2 separate regions of the Homo sapiens genome follow, and region 1 is linked to region 2. A link is a contact called in ENCODE Hi-C or POLR2A ChIA-PET data. All regions are on one chromosome and are shown on one strand. The core of a region is the stretch at or near the end of the contact, and the rest is flanking DNA. Distances in the headings are between cores, read along the strand shown.

What was found. Hi-C counts contacts between places; a loop is a spot of excess contacts on that map. ChIA-PET counts read pairs that join two places held with the same protein, here RNA polymerase II (POLR2A). Pooled maps may share reads with other maps.
Region 1: a map of Caco-2 shows a loop between it and region 2 (2.7-fold over the local background). The contact joins two enhancer-like sites. A Hi-C loop is called at or near these places in 1 of 168 maps with a recorded cell type or tissue (Caco-2) and 2 of 50 pooled maps. POLR2A ChIA-PET finds 5 or more read pairs at or near these places in 2 of 52 experiments (AG04450 and activated CD8-positive, alpha-beta memory T cell).

Annotation. Positions count from the first base shown.
Region 1 is chr13:20,614,797-20,621,090 of GRCh38, forward strand. IFT88 (intraflagellar transport 88) reads left to right here. Exons shown (of 26, transcript NM_006531.5): 14 at 997-1,083. Among named protein-coding and RNA genes, the nearest start is that of IFT88, 51 kb to the left of the region's middle. Within about 2 kb of position 1,440, at least 2 of the 41 ENCODE cell types and tissues checked have a DNase peak (open chromatin) inside an H3K27ac peak, as active enhancers do.
Region 2 is chr13:20,491,860-20,499,028 of GRCh38, forward strand. The region is part of intron 2 of CRYL1 (crystallin lambda 1); the gene reads right to left. Among named protein-coding and RNA genes, the nearest start is that of CRYL1, 30 kb to the right of the region's middle. RefSeq lists an enhancer at 1,483-1,982. Within about 2 kb of position 3,957, at least 5 of the 41 ENCODE cell types and tissues checked have a DNase peak (open chromatin) inside an H3K27ac peak, as active enhancers do.

The DNA.
Region 1 (6,294 bases), core at 190-2,689, 120 kb after region 2:
TTGGAAAGATTATTTCTTTTCTTTTTTTTTTTTTTTTGAGACGGAGTCTCACTCTATCACCCAGGCTGGAGTGCAGTGGCCCGATCTCCGCTCACCGCAAGCTCCGCATCCCAGGTTCATGCCATTCTCCTGCCTCAGCCTCCTTAGTAGCTGGGACTACAGGCGCCTGCCGCCACACCTGGCTAATTTTTTGTATTTTTAGTAGAGACGGGGTTTCACCATGTTAGCCAGGATGGTCTCGATCTCCTGACCTTGTGATCCACCTGCCTTGGCCTCCCAAAGTGCTGGGATTACAGGCATGAGCCACTGCGCCCGTCCTGGAAAGATTATTTCTATATTAATACAGCATAGTATAAAGAACAAGTTATAGAATAGTATATACATTTTGAGTCCATTTTAAAAACCACTACTTATATATAAATTCAAGAAGAAATGACTAAGAGAACTTTTACCCACCACTATAAATTGGTATATCCACTTTGAAAAGCACTTGGAAATTTTCCAGTAACCTTGACGATAACACATTTTATATATGTACGTACGTGTACATATACATATACACACACGGATACAGATACACATATATGCACACAAAAGCAACAAATAGTAATTCAGTTTTACTCTTTACCACACACAATTTCTTCAGTGGTAATTTCACCCTTTACTTTCGTGTCTGCAGTGTAGGCTACGTAAGTTCCGCTGCAGGGCCTTGTGTTTCTCCAGTATCTCTTCAGTTTGTCAGAAGGCATCATAAAGCAGAAAAAGAAAAGAAATGAACACCGTTGACCCGGCAGGCAATCATGGCTTGCTAATTACGTTTCCTAGTCATGGTTTTAAACCTGAATCGTAAATAGATTTCTATGGTACCTGTCCATTGTTTAGTAGGCTTTTGTGGTATGTTAGTTTTGATAGATAATGTTTACACTTAAATTTTAGGAAATCCAAACTATTTTATACTGTATCTCTAAATACAACTTTTTGGTTTATTTGATATAGGAAAGCCATGGCAGAAAAATATATTATGACATCTGCAAAACTCATTGCTCCTGTAATTGAAACATCTTTTGCTGCAGGTTATGATTGGTAAGAGAGAAAGTCTATAATACTGCATAGATGTGGTTTTTTTCATAATTTATACTTTTAAATTTAAATTAATATTGTCATTAGAAAAGTGGATATGAATGTTGATTCATATTTATCAAGCAGATAATATTGTATGTTCAGATTAATATAGGCTATTATAAAAGTTATTAATAAGATACTTATTACTCATGTTATTTTGTAAATCAAGTAGTTATATAACACATTTCAGTCAACAATGGACCACATATATGACAGTGGTCTGGTAAGATAGGAAGCTGAAAAATTCCTATCACTAGTGACGTTGTAGCTGTCTCGAAATTGTAGCATGATGCATTATTCACTTGTTTGTGGTGATGCTGATATAAACAAACCTATGCTGCCAGTTGTATAAAAGTGTACAGTAATATCCTAGGCCTTCACATTCACTCAGAGTTTATTTTGTGACTCATCCAAAGCAACTTCCAGTCCTGGAAGCTCCATTCATGGTAAGCACCCTGCACAGGCATGACATTTTAAAAATCTTTTATACCATATTTTAATTGTACCTTTTCTATGTTTAGATAGATTTAGATATACAAATACTTACCATTGTGTTATATTTTCTTGTAGTATTCAATACAGTAACATGCTGTAGAGGTTTGTAGACTAGGAGCATTAGGCTATACCATATAGCCTAGGTGTGTTGTAGGCCATGCCATATAGGTTTGTGTAAGTACACCCTATGATATTTGCACAATGATGAAATTGCCTAATGACATAATTCTCAGAACATATCCCCATCATCAAGCGATGCCTTACTGTACAGTAAATACATAAACCAGTAACATAATTGTTTATTATCAAGTATTATGTACTGTACATAATTGTATGTGCTGTGCTTTCATAAGACTGACACAGTGCAGGTTTGTTTACACCAACATCACCACAAACACATGAGGTGTGATACAGCATTACAGCACCTAGGATGTCACTTGGCAATAGGAATTTTTTAGCACCATTATCTTATGGGACCACTGTTGTCTATGTGGTTGGTCCTGGACCAAAACTTTTTTTTGGTTTTTTTTTGTTGTTGTTGTTGTTTTGAGACAGAGTCTTGTTCTGCCTCCCAGGCTGGAGTGCAGTGGCGCAATCTCGGCTCACTGCAAGCTCCACCTCCTGGGTTCTCGCCATTCTCCTGCCTCAGCCTCCCAAGTAGCTGGGACTACAGGCGCCCGCCACCAAGCCCAGCTAATTTTTTTTTCAGTTTATGTAAAAATTTATTTGACCAAAATGTAGAAAAAGTGATACTATTACATATGATACAGTTGCAAGAATCTAAAGAAAAGTGTGGATTTTATTCCATTGCACAATTTGCTAGTGTGTTTCCTGGGTAGTGTGGTGCTGAATAAGTAGGAGTGGGTTGGTGGGGTGGGGTGGGTAAGGGATTCAGATAAGCCAGAAGCAGGGTGATTTTTAGTCGGAATTGTAAACTTTAGTTGGCCCCCACACGCTGCTGGGGAATGTGGAATGTTCCATCTCTGAGATGTTAACTGAGAAAAGAGAAGTCAAACAAAGCCGATACGTGCAGCCCTGTCTATAGAATCCTTCATTATCCAGTTTAATCAGGAGTTTCTTGGTCTTTTATTAACTTGGACCCAAAGAAGGAATTCAAGTCCTAGATAAGTAAATCTTCAATTTGCTATTCCCTGAAGGATGGAAATGAAGTTGGGCCAATTTTTCATCTCTGTTGCCAGAGAGGCCCTTTCTGCTAATACGTAAAAACTCTTTTGCTCAACTTAGTAATGACTTGTAGTCTTTTGGATATGGCTGACCTGAATTGGACTGAACTCCACCATATTCCTGCTGAGTGGGTCATTACTGGAATGAGACTTCAGAGAATGCAGACTGGAATGCTCTTCAGAGAACAACTTTATTTTTATTTTATTTTTTCTTGAGATTGAGTCTCACTCTGTCAACCAGGCTGGAGCGCAGTAGTGTGATCTCGGCTCACTGCAATCTCCACTTCCTGGGTTCAAGTGATCCTCCTGCCTCAGCCTCCCGAGTAGCTGAGACTACAGGCAGGCGTCACCATAATTTTTGTATTTTTAGTAGAGACAGGGTTTCGCCGTGTTGGCTGGGCTGGTCTCGAACTCCTGACCTCAAGTGATCTGTCCTGGCCTCCCAAAGTGTTGGGATTACAGGCGAAAGCCACCGTGAAGCCCAGCTAATTTTTTTGTATTTTTAGTAGAGACGGGGTTTCACCATGTTAGCCAGGATGGTCTCAATCTCCTGACCTCGTGATCCGCTCGCCTTGGCCTCCCAAAGCGCTGGGATTATGGTCGTGAGCCACTGCGCCTGGCCGGATCAAAACTTTTTTATGTAGCACATGATCGTTGTTCATTGGAATTGCCCTGGTTACTTGTTAAAAGTGCGGATAATCTGGCTCCCCACATCTTTCTCTGTAGATCTGAGTCAGGGTTCTGAGGTCTGGAGTGAGTATTTACATTTGTGTCAAGCCTCCCCAAGTGATTCTGATACCTACTATACTGTAACTCTTTACCAGTGGTATGACTGCATATTAAAATCAGGGGATTTTAAATAGTCCCAACACACAGGCTGCGTGGTAGACTAGTTGAATCAGAATTTCTGGGTGTTGGGACAGAGGGATCAGTATTTATAAAGCCGCCTAGGGGGTTCTGTGATATAAATCCCACATACAGCTCTATACTATGCAAATAGTTCTTGAATGCCACTGACTGAGGAGCTCATTAAAAGTAGAGATTCAGTTGGTCTTAAATGGGATAGAACATCTATATTTTTTTAATGCTCTCCAGGTAGTTGTCATGTGTAATGGAAATTACGCATAATTCAACTGTTCTACTGAAAAACAGAAGAGAAAACTTAGTTCTGCAATTATTTGCAATTTTTACTATGAATTCTTCTGGCATTCTTACTATATTTCTGTTAACTTCTTTGTATATGATTAAATTATTTTTTTTTCCCTTTTTTTTTTTTGAGATGGAGTCTCACTCTTGTCACCCAGGCTGGAGTGCAGTGGTGCAATCTCGGCTCACTACAAGCTCCACCTCCTGAGTCCACGCTATTCTCCTGCCTCAGCCTCCTAAGTAGCTGGGACTACAGGCGCACATTGCCACGCCCGGCCAATTTTTTGTATTTTTAGTTGAGATGGGGTTTCACCGTGTTAGCCAGGATGGTCTCGATCTCCTGACCTCGTGATCCACCTGCCTCGGCCTCCCAAAGTGCTGGGAGATTAAATTATTTTTAACCTTTTTTCTGGAATTGTTTATGTTTGTTAAATATAAACATACAAAAAATTATCCGAAATGGTAACTCAGCTCAACGATACATCACAAAACAAACAAACATTTAGCCATTGCATACCCTAATAAATAAAATTTAAAGAATAGAACATTGTTAGCACATTACAAAATGCCAATCCTAATCACTGGCTACCCAGCTCTGAAGAGTGACTGATGTCCCTGAAGAGTGACTTTGATGATGATAACTTCCTTGCTTTTCTTCATTCTTTAACCATCTAAGCAGGCATCCATAATTTAGTTTTTCCAGGTTTTAAAAGCATCATATAAATGGAATCATACCGTACATATTCTTTTGCATATGACTTCTTTTACTCTGTGTTTGTTAGTGTTGTCCATGTCCTCGCATGTAGCTGTGGTTTGTTCATTTTCATTGCTATCTAGTAGTTCATGGTATTAATATGTAAAAATGTATCCATTTCAATGTGACTGGGTGTTGTGATTTGCAGTTTGAACCTGTTGTAAATGCTCCTATCAATATTATGGTACAGTTGTGCACATCTCTTGGTGGGTGGTGCCGATATTTCTGTTAGATACATACCTATGAGTGAAATGGCTTGATCCTATGGTGTGTATATGTTCAGCTTTAATAGATACCGCTAAACAGTTTTCCAAAGTTCCTGTACTTGTTTACACCCCCACCAACAGTGCATGAAAATTCGAATAGCTTACAAATACTTGGTGTATTTTGTATTTTTTCATTTTAGCCAGCCATACTGTGGCATCTCATTGTAGTTTTAATTTGCATTTCACTCTCAGCAGATTTTATATGTTTATTTACCATATGAATATTATTTTTTGAGAAGTGCCCGTTCAAGACTTTTGCCCTTGTTTCTATTTCTTTGGTTAGTTCTTTTTGTGTCCTTTTAAGGCAACTTTTGCATACCCCAACTTCATGAAAATATTTTCCTATGTTTTCTTCTAGAGGTTTTACCTTTCACATTTAGATACAGGATCTATATGGAATTGATTTTTGTGTGTAGTGTGAAGTAAGGTCAAGATTTTTTTTTTCTTTTCTCTCTCTTTTCTTTTCTGTAGTAGGGCTATCCAGTTAACCCAGCATGATTTATGGAAAATAGTTTACTTTTTCCACTGCACTGTAATGTCACCTTTGACATATACCAAGTGACTATATATTGGTCTGTTTGTAGAATCTTTATTCAATCCCTTTGGTCCATTTATCTACTCTTGTCGTCAAACCACATTGCCTACATTTCTATAGTTTATAGTAACACTTGATATCTGGTAGTGCTATGATCTGAATATTTGTGTTCCCCCAAAATTCATATGTTGAAACCTAACCCCCAAGGTGGTAGTATTAGGAGGTCGTCCTTTTCAAGGTGATTAGGACATAAAGGTAGGACACTTTATTTTTATTTTTGTTTTTTGAGACGGAGTCTTACTCTGTCGCCAGGCTGGAGTGCAGTGGCGCGATCTCGGCTCACTGCAACCTCCACCTCCCGGGTTCAGGCAATTTCCCTGCCTCAGCCTCCTGAGTAGCTGGGACTACAGGCGCCTGCCACCACGCCTGGCTAATTTTTTGTGGTTTAGTAGAGATGGGGTTTCACCATGTTAGCCTGGCTCGGCCTCCCAAAGTGCTGGGATGATAGACGTGAGTCACCACATCCAGCTGGTAGGACACTTTTTGAATGGAATTAGTGCCCTTATAAAAAGAGACTCTGGAGAGCTAGCTAGCCCCTACTATTATGTGAGGACACAGCAAAAAGACAGCATTCTATGAAGCAGGAAGTGGTCACTCACCAGACAGCCAGCCTGCTGGCGCCTTGTTCTTGGACTTCTCAGTCTTCGTAACTGTGAAAAATAAATGTCTTTGTTTAGGCTACCTAGCTTATGGTTTGGTGTTTTTTTTGTTTTGTTTTGTTTTGTTTGACAG
Region 2 (7,169 bases), core at 2,707-5,206:
CAGTTCATCTGGAAGTTTACTAGTTGCATAGGGTACTATGAGGTGTCTTAGCAACAGATTAGAAATTTAAGATTTCTAATAGCTAAATCAAAAAAGAACTGGTCCAAGGTAAGTGCCAGTAAATAGATATTTGAAACATCATGGAGGGAAATATAACAAAAAGGGTCATGAGAAAAGGTTCCTCTATTAAGGTAAAAAGGAAACGCAGACATTCACGGGTCCTACAGGGTCCTGCGATTCAGCATCAACAGCACTCAGCACACTTCCCTGAACACAGACTGTGCCTCTTAAGTGGCTTTATTCAGGAAAAGAGAGCACCATGTGATCCAAAGCTCATTTATCATTCACTGTGTAGTATGTTTTGATCCATCTTTGAAAATGTTGTTACACAACTCTGTAAACATACTATAAAACCACTGAATTGGACGTGTCAAATGAGTCAATTGTATGACATGTAAATTTATCTCAATAAAGCAGTAGCATTAATATCTTATTGCTACTGTAACAAATTATCACAAACAGTGGCTTAAACAATACAAATGTATTATCTTACAGTTCTAGAGGTCAGAAACCCCAAGTAGACTAACATCAAAGCGTCAGCAGGGAACGCACTCTTTCTGGAGGTTTCAGGGAGAATGCATTCCTGGCCTGTCTCAGCTTCTAGAGGCTGCCTGCATCCGTGGCTCATGACCCCTTCCCCCTCCATAGCCAGCCAACCCTGCCCCACCTGTTTCTGCCATCATGTCTCCTTCCTCCTTTATCCCTCTAAGGACCCATGTGATTACACCAGGCCAAGCCAGCTATTCCAGGATAATCTCCCCATCTTGCCATTCTTAATTCAATTACATCTGCAACGTCCCATTTGCCATGTAAAGTTCTGGCTCATCCAAAGCTATGCCAAAAATCTGGACATCTAACTGTGGTTGCAGGTATATTGTTCTGAGGATGATATGCAATTTGCTCCTGCCAGGCACTTGGGGGTGCTACCAACCAAGGAACCAATCTGAATTCTTGGCTTGGGGGTTTTCCAGATGACACAGGTAGTATGAATTTGAGGATTGCTCTATGGTTATAAATTCTCAGAGAAACTCTTCCTCCCCTCCACTCAGAGTCAATGCCCCCACCGGTGACCCTCCATTTAGGGGATCCAAGTTCTCTTTTTCGCCAATGATGTAGCTGTTAGAGAACTCTAGCTTCTGTCAGAGATCTCCAATTAGATTCCCATCTTGCACAGACTCGGGTTGGCTGTTACAATCGAAGCTCTAGATTAGCAAGACTGAGCAGCCGCCAGCTGTGGCTGTCAAGCACCCCTTGGAACTGGTGCTCCGAGGCAGGCCTCTGAAATTCTCCATTACCTTCTTGCCATGTGAGCTTACTACCATGACTTCCACGGACTGGACCCCACATGTGAATCTGGGCCAATGGCAGAGGCCCATAGGCAGCCGGTGGTGGCTGCAGTAACCAGCCCAAGGGAAGCCTGAGCCCTATAGCGACAGGGCGGTCAGAAATGCAGACCCAGGCCAGGCGCGGTGGCTCACACCTGTAATCCCAGCACTTTGGGAGGCCGAGGTGGGCAGATTACCTGAGCTCAGGAGTTTGAGACCAGCCTGGCAAACATGGTGAAACCCCGATTCTACTAAAAATACAAAAATTAGCCAGGTGAGGCTGCACATCCCTGTAATCCCAGCTACTTAGGAGGCTAAGGCAGGACAATCACTTGAACCTGGGAGGTGGATATTTCAGTGAGCCGAGATCACGCCACTGCACTCCAGCCTGGGCGACAGAGCTAAACTCCATCAGAAGAAGAAGAAGAAGAAAGAAGGAGAAGGAGAAGGAGAAGAAATGCAGACTTCCACAGTGGGCAGACTGGTTGAGGGCAGGAAGGAGCAACAGAAACACAGCCCGTAGTGGAGTCACCATGACCACAGGCCATAAAAAGTCAGGACTTTAGAAAAGGACACAGCCACCCTATAACTGCTGTGAGCTGCCAGAGCCACTGGCTGACTATCAGAGGCTCAGGTGTCCCCTGAACAATGTCTGTTTCTGCGACAAAGATGCAGCCGCAGAGATGGTGTCCTGTATCTCTTACTCCCTCGCCTGGTATCACAATCAACCCTCATCAAGAGCAGAAATCAGAGTACCCTGTCCTTTATAGCCTGAAAGGGCCTAGCGCAGACTTTGTTTGGAGATTACAACACATTTGAATTTTTCAGTTTTTAACTATACGATTTATATAAGTTTGACCTGCAGCAGTGGCTAAGCCTTGGAGTCAACATTGGTAAAAGACAACCACACTGCCCATAAACACAACCAGAAGAAAAACATTCATATGGCAGAAGAGCTATTTGTAGCTACCAAGCAAAAACTCACTTCAGCTTAATTGAAAGTTTTTTGTGTTACGGAGGAATAAGTGAGATGTTTAATACTGCGCCCATTGCTTTTCTAAGACTATTTCCTTTTCATAATTTATTTAAGAAATTTTAAATGTAGAAAGAATAATAAACATCCTCATCTCTCCACCCTCCAGAACTAACCACCGCCAATCCTCTTTGTCACTTTTTAAGTAAACAAAACCTAAATGAATCTCTTAGCGCCATCATCCCAGCCTCACCCAACCATCTTTCCACTGAACACACACAGGGTCTCTGGATGCCAAGGTCTGGGAACATAGTGAGTAACCATTGCATCCTTTAGGAAACTATGTCTGAGCGCCTGATGTGCTCAAAGCACCTGCTCCAAGCCTTAGTAGGCCAGCTGTGCGTCTTCAAACCTTTCCACTAATCCAAAGCAAACTTTTAGCCTTTTTTCCCAAAAGTACTGCATGAGATTAGACAGATAATGGGAGAACAGGAGTCTCTTGTTCCTCGATCCTCCAGGGACCACCCCGGAATGAGAATGTCCCATGGAGACAGCAAGCAGTGGCAAGAAAAGACACAACCACTCGCCTCTTTCAGAGCAGACTCAGGCTGAGGAATGTGCAGTGGTGGTTCTGCCTCAGGCCCTTCCTCCCTGGGCAGCACACACAGGTAGGACAGAGAACCTGGGCATGAGGGAGAGACACGGTCACACATGAACCCATCAGCCAACTGCAAACTCCAGGACCCTGCTGTGTGGTCCCGAGGGACGTCCAGTGAAAGCTGCGGAGGAGCTTCCGACATCTGCAGACAGACCCCTGTGTTCTCTTTAGGGCCAACAAATCCACATGCCACAAATCAAACCCAGCCTTTTGGCAACATTTTGTCCCAGTTAGATTAATTCCAATTTTTTTTATTCTTTTGGAAGAACTTCTGCATCAAGCTTTGTAGAAGACGTACATAAACACCTAGAAAAGATGTGCCAATCAACCGGGATTTTCAAATGCCACACACATACCAGGCTGTGGCATTGCCACACTTAACAGTTAACGTCAGGTTAGAGGCACTAGTAGAAGGCTGCAATGTGCCAGTTCTACCTCTAGAGGTCAGCCTAACACTAGGACTCAAAATACTGGCTCCTAACCAGTAAAGTTAAATTTTTACTTAAAATTAGAGAAAAGGAAATGTTAACAATTCTCACGGTAGGACAGGGTATGGGTGATTTTAATTTTTTTTAATGTTTCTATCTTTGAAATGTACTCAAAAGGAGCATGTATTTATTTTTAAAAAAGACTGAAGAAATTGGAACCTTGTGCACTGATGATGGGAATGTGGAAACGGCACAGCTGCTGTGGAAAACGTATGGTGGTAACTCAAAAAGTTAAAAATAGAGCCACCATATGATCCAGGAACCCCACTGCTGTGCATATATCCAAAAGAACTGAAGCGGGATCGCAAAGAGAGATTTGCACAGTCATGTTCCTAGCAGTGTTGTCAACAACAGAAGAAGCAAGCAATCCAAAAGTCCACCAACAGATGGAGGGATAAACAAAACATGGTTTCACACCTACGGTGGAATCTTATTCGGCCCCACAGGGGAAGGAAGTCCTGTCATATGTCATATGCCAGGCTGGAGTGCAGTGGCGCAGTCTCAGCTCACTACAACCTCCCCCTCCCGGCTTCAGGCGATTCTCCTGCCTCAGCTTCCCAAATAGCTGGGACTACAGGAATGCACCACCACACCCAACTGATTTTTGTATTTTTTAGTGGAGACGGGTTTTCACTCTATGTTGGCCAGGCTGGTCTTGAACTCCTAACCTCAGGTGATCCACCTGCCTTGGCCTCCCAAAGTGCTGGGATTACAGGTGTGACCCACCTCGCCCGGCCTAGGATGAACTTTTTACTTAACATTATGCTTAAGTGAAATAAGCCAGACACAAAAGGACAGATGCCATATGACTCCACCTACAACAGGTACCCAGAGCAGTCAAACTCACAGTGACAGAAAGTAGAATGGTGGATGCCAGGGGCTGGCAGAGGCACAAAAGAAGAGTTGTTTAATGGGCACAGAGTTCAGTTTTACAAGATGAAAAAGCTCTGCAGATTGCACAACCATGTGAACGTACTTAATGCTACTCAACTATTATACACGTTAAAATGGCAAAGATGGCCAAACTTCATGAGAACTAGAATTTAGAAATAAGTCGATTTAGGGTATAACAAGCTCATAGATTTTACAGAATGACTTAGAAAATCGTTTTGGCTAGTATATTCCCGTTAATTCATGCAATAATCTAGGTCCTGGACTTTGAATTACACACAGTAACATAAAGCACATCTATTTATCTCTGCTCCCTCCAGAAACCTTAGTAAAACCAGGCTAATAATGGATCTTTTTTTAAAAGCATAGACCTGTGCCTGGTGTGGTGGCTTACACCCATAATCCCAACACTTTGGGAGGCCGAGGCAGGCAGATCAGATCTCTTGTGCTCAGGAGTTTGAGACCAGCCTGGGCAACATGGCAAAAAGGCTGAGGTAGGAGGATCACTTGAGCCCCCGAGGTGGAGGCTGCAGTGAGCAGAGATCATGCCACTGCACTCCAGCCCGGGCACCAGAGCAAGACCCCGTCTCAAAAAAAAAAAAAAAAAGTGTAGGCCCACAAGGTCAGAGATTATTGGGAGACAAAATGGACAAAATATGCTAATTTTTTGGAAAATTGGAAATCATGCAAAAGTAGTCAGGTAAATGATTGAATGAGGTGGAGAAAGCTAAAACTTAGGCATGGGGTTAAGGAAAATGCCAACGAAAAGCAAGTCGCAATAGCTCCTGAGAGACGTGGAAAAGGTCAGAATCTGCAGGTACCAAAGAGGACACAGTGTGAATGAGGAGTGGGAGGTGACAAGAGTTTACTGAAAGCGGTGCCACTACTAAAGAAATCCAACCACAATAGGCCAGACACAAGAGGCCGTTGGGGGGTGCTACAGATACCAGGGGCTTCAGATAGAGGACACCCTGAGAGGCGAGAGCCATGCGTGCCCACACACCACATACACACAACTACACACACACCACCATACACACAACTACACACACCGCATATACACACTACACACACACCACCACACACACTACACACACACCACCATACACACAACTACACACACCGCATATACACACTACACACACACCACCACACACACAACTACACACACACCACCATACACACAACTACACACACCACATATACACACTACACACACACCACCACACACACAACTACACACAGCACACACCACATATACGCACTAGACACCACACACCACACACACACAACTACACACACCACATATAGGCACTACACACACCATATATATGCACCACACACACCACACACAACTACATACATACCACATACACACAACTACACCACCACATACACACACTACACACCACACTCCACATACACACAACTACACACACCACATATATGCCCTACACACACCACACAAACACACACCACATACATACAACTACACACACATCTCATATACACACTACACACACCACCATACACACAACTACACACACCACATATACATACTACACACACACCACCATACATACACCACATACACACAACTACACACACCATATATACACAGTACAATATAAGGATTTATACTCATATTGAATTTCCAAAACTAATGTTTTCATTTACCATTTTTTAATGATGGATTGAAAACTAGTTGTCTTACTTTGATAACTTTGGCATTGAACTTATCACATTTTTGATGCTTTTGGTCACAGTTCTGTCTCTAGAGCTACACACACAACTACACACACACCCTATACACACTACACACACACCACACATACACACAACACCATACACACTACACACACCCCATATACACAGTACATACACACCACACATACACCACCATACACACTACATACACCGCATATACACACTATACACACGCCACCATACACACTACACATACCCCATATACACACTACATACATGCCACCCTACACACTACACACACCCCATATACACACTACACACACACCACCATACACACTACACACACTCCATATACACACTACACACACATGCACATACCTCATACACACACTATACACACCACTTACACACACTACGCACACCACATACATACTATGCACACCAATACACACTACACACACCATATACACACTACACACACACTGCCTAATGGAAAGCCAGTGTCTAGGCCCGTGTGTCGGAATAACAGGGTTTTCTTGGAGCATTGATCTGCTCTTTAATATAAAATTATAAAAGGTTATAAAGTTTATGGAAATCTCACCTTATGGTCAAACTGATTAGATTTATTTATAATGTTTTATTAAAATTAGCATTAACATTAATAATATACCATACAAAGGTAAAATTTGGTTTTCTCTTTTGAACAAAATTTTCATGTAAGAGATAAGAGATTTTTATTTACCTTTTCAGTAAAACCACAGAAGAAAACAAATAGAGGGAAGGAGAAAGACAGATTTAGCTGGCCTCATGCTGTCTTTACTAGGTCTTAATGTTTAGGAAACTCAGTCTCCTATCAAAGAGAAAATGTTTTTGTATTATAATTTTGGCCAAATGAATGACTGTTTTATAGTGACTTCTGATCCTATTTTGTGATATCAAGTGTCTTAAAACCTTTGATATTTGACAGACTTCCCAACAGCAAAATATCAAGTTCTAAATTCTCTGACCTTAAACTAACTTTTTCAGCTATTAGGTTCCCTGAAGTCCAAGAGAGACATATTAGGCAT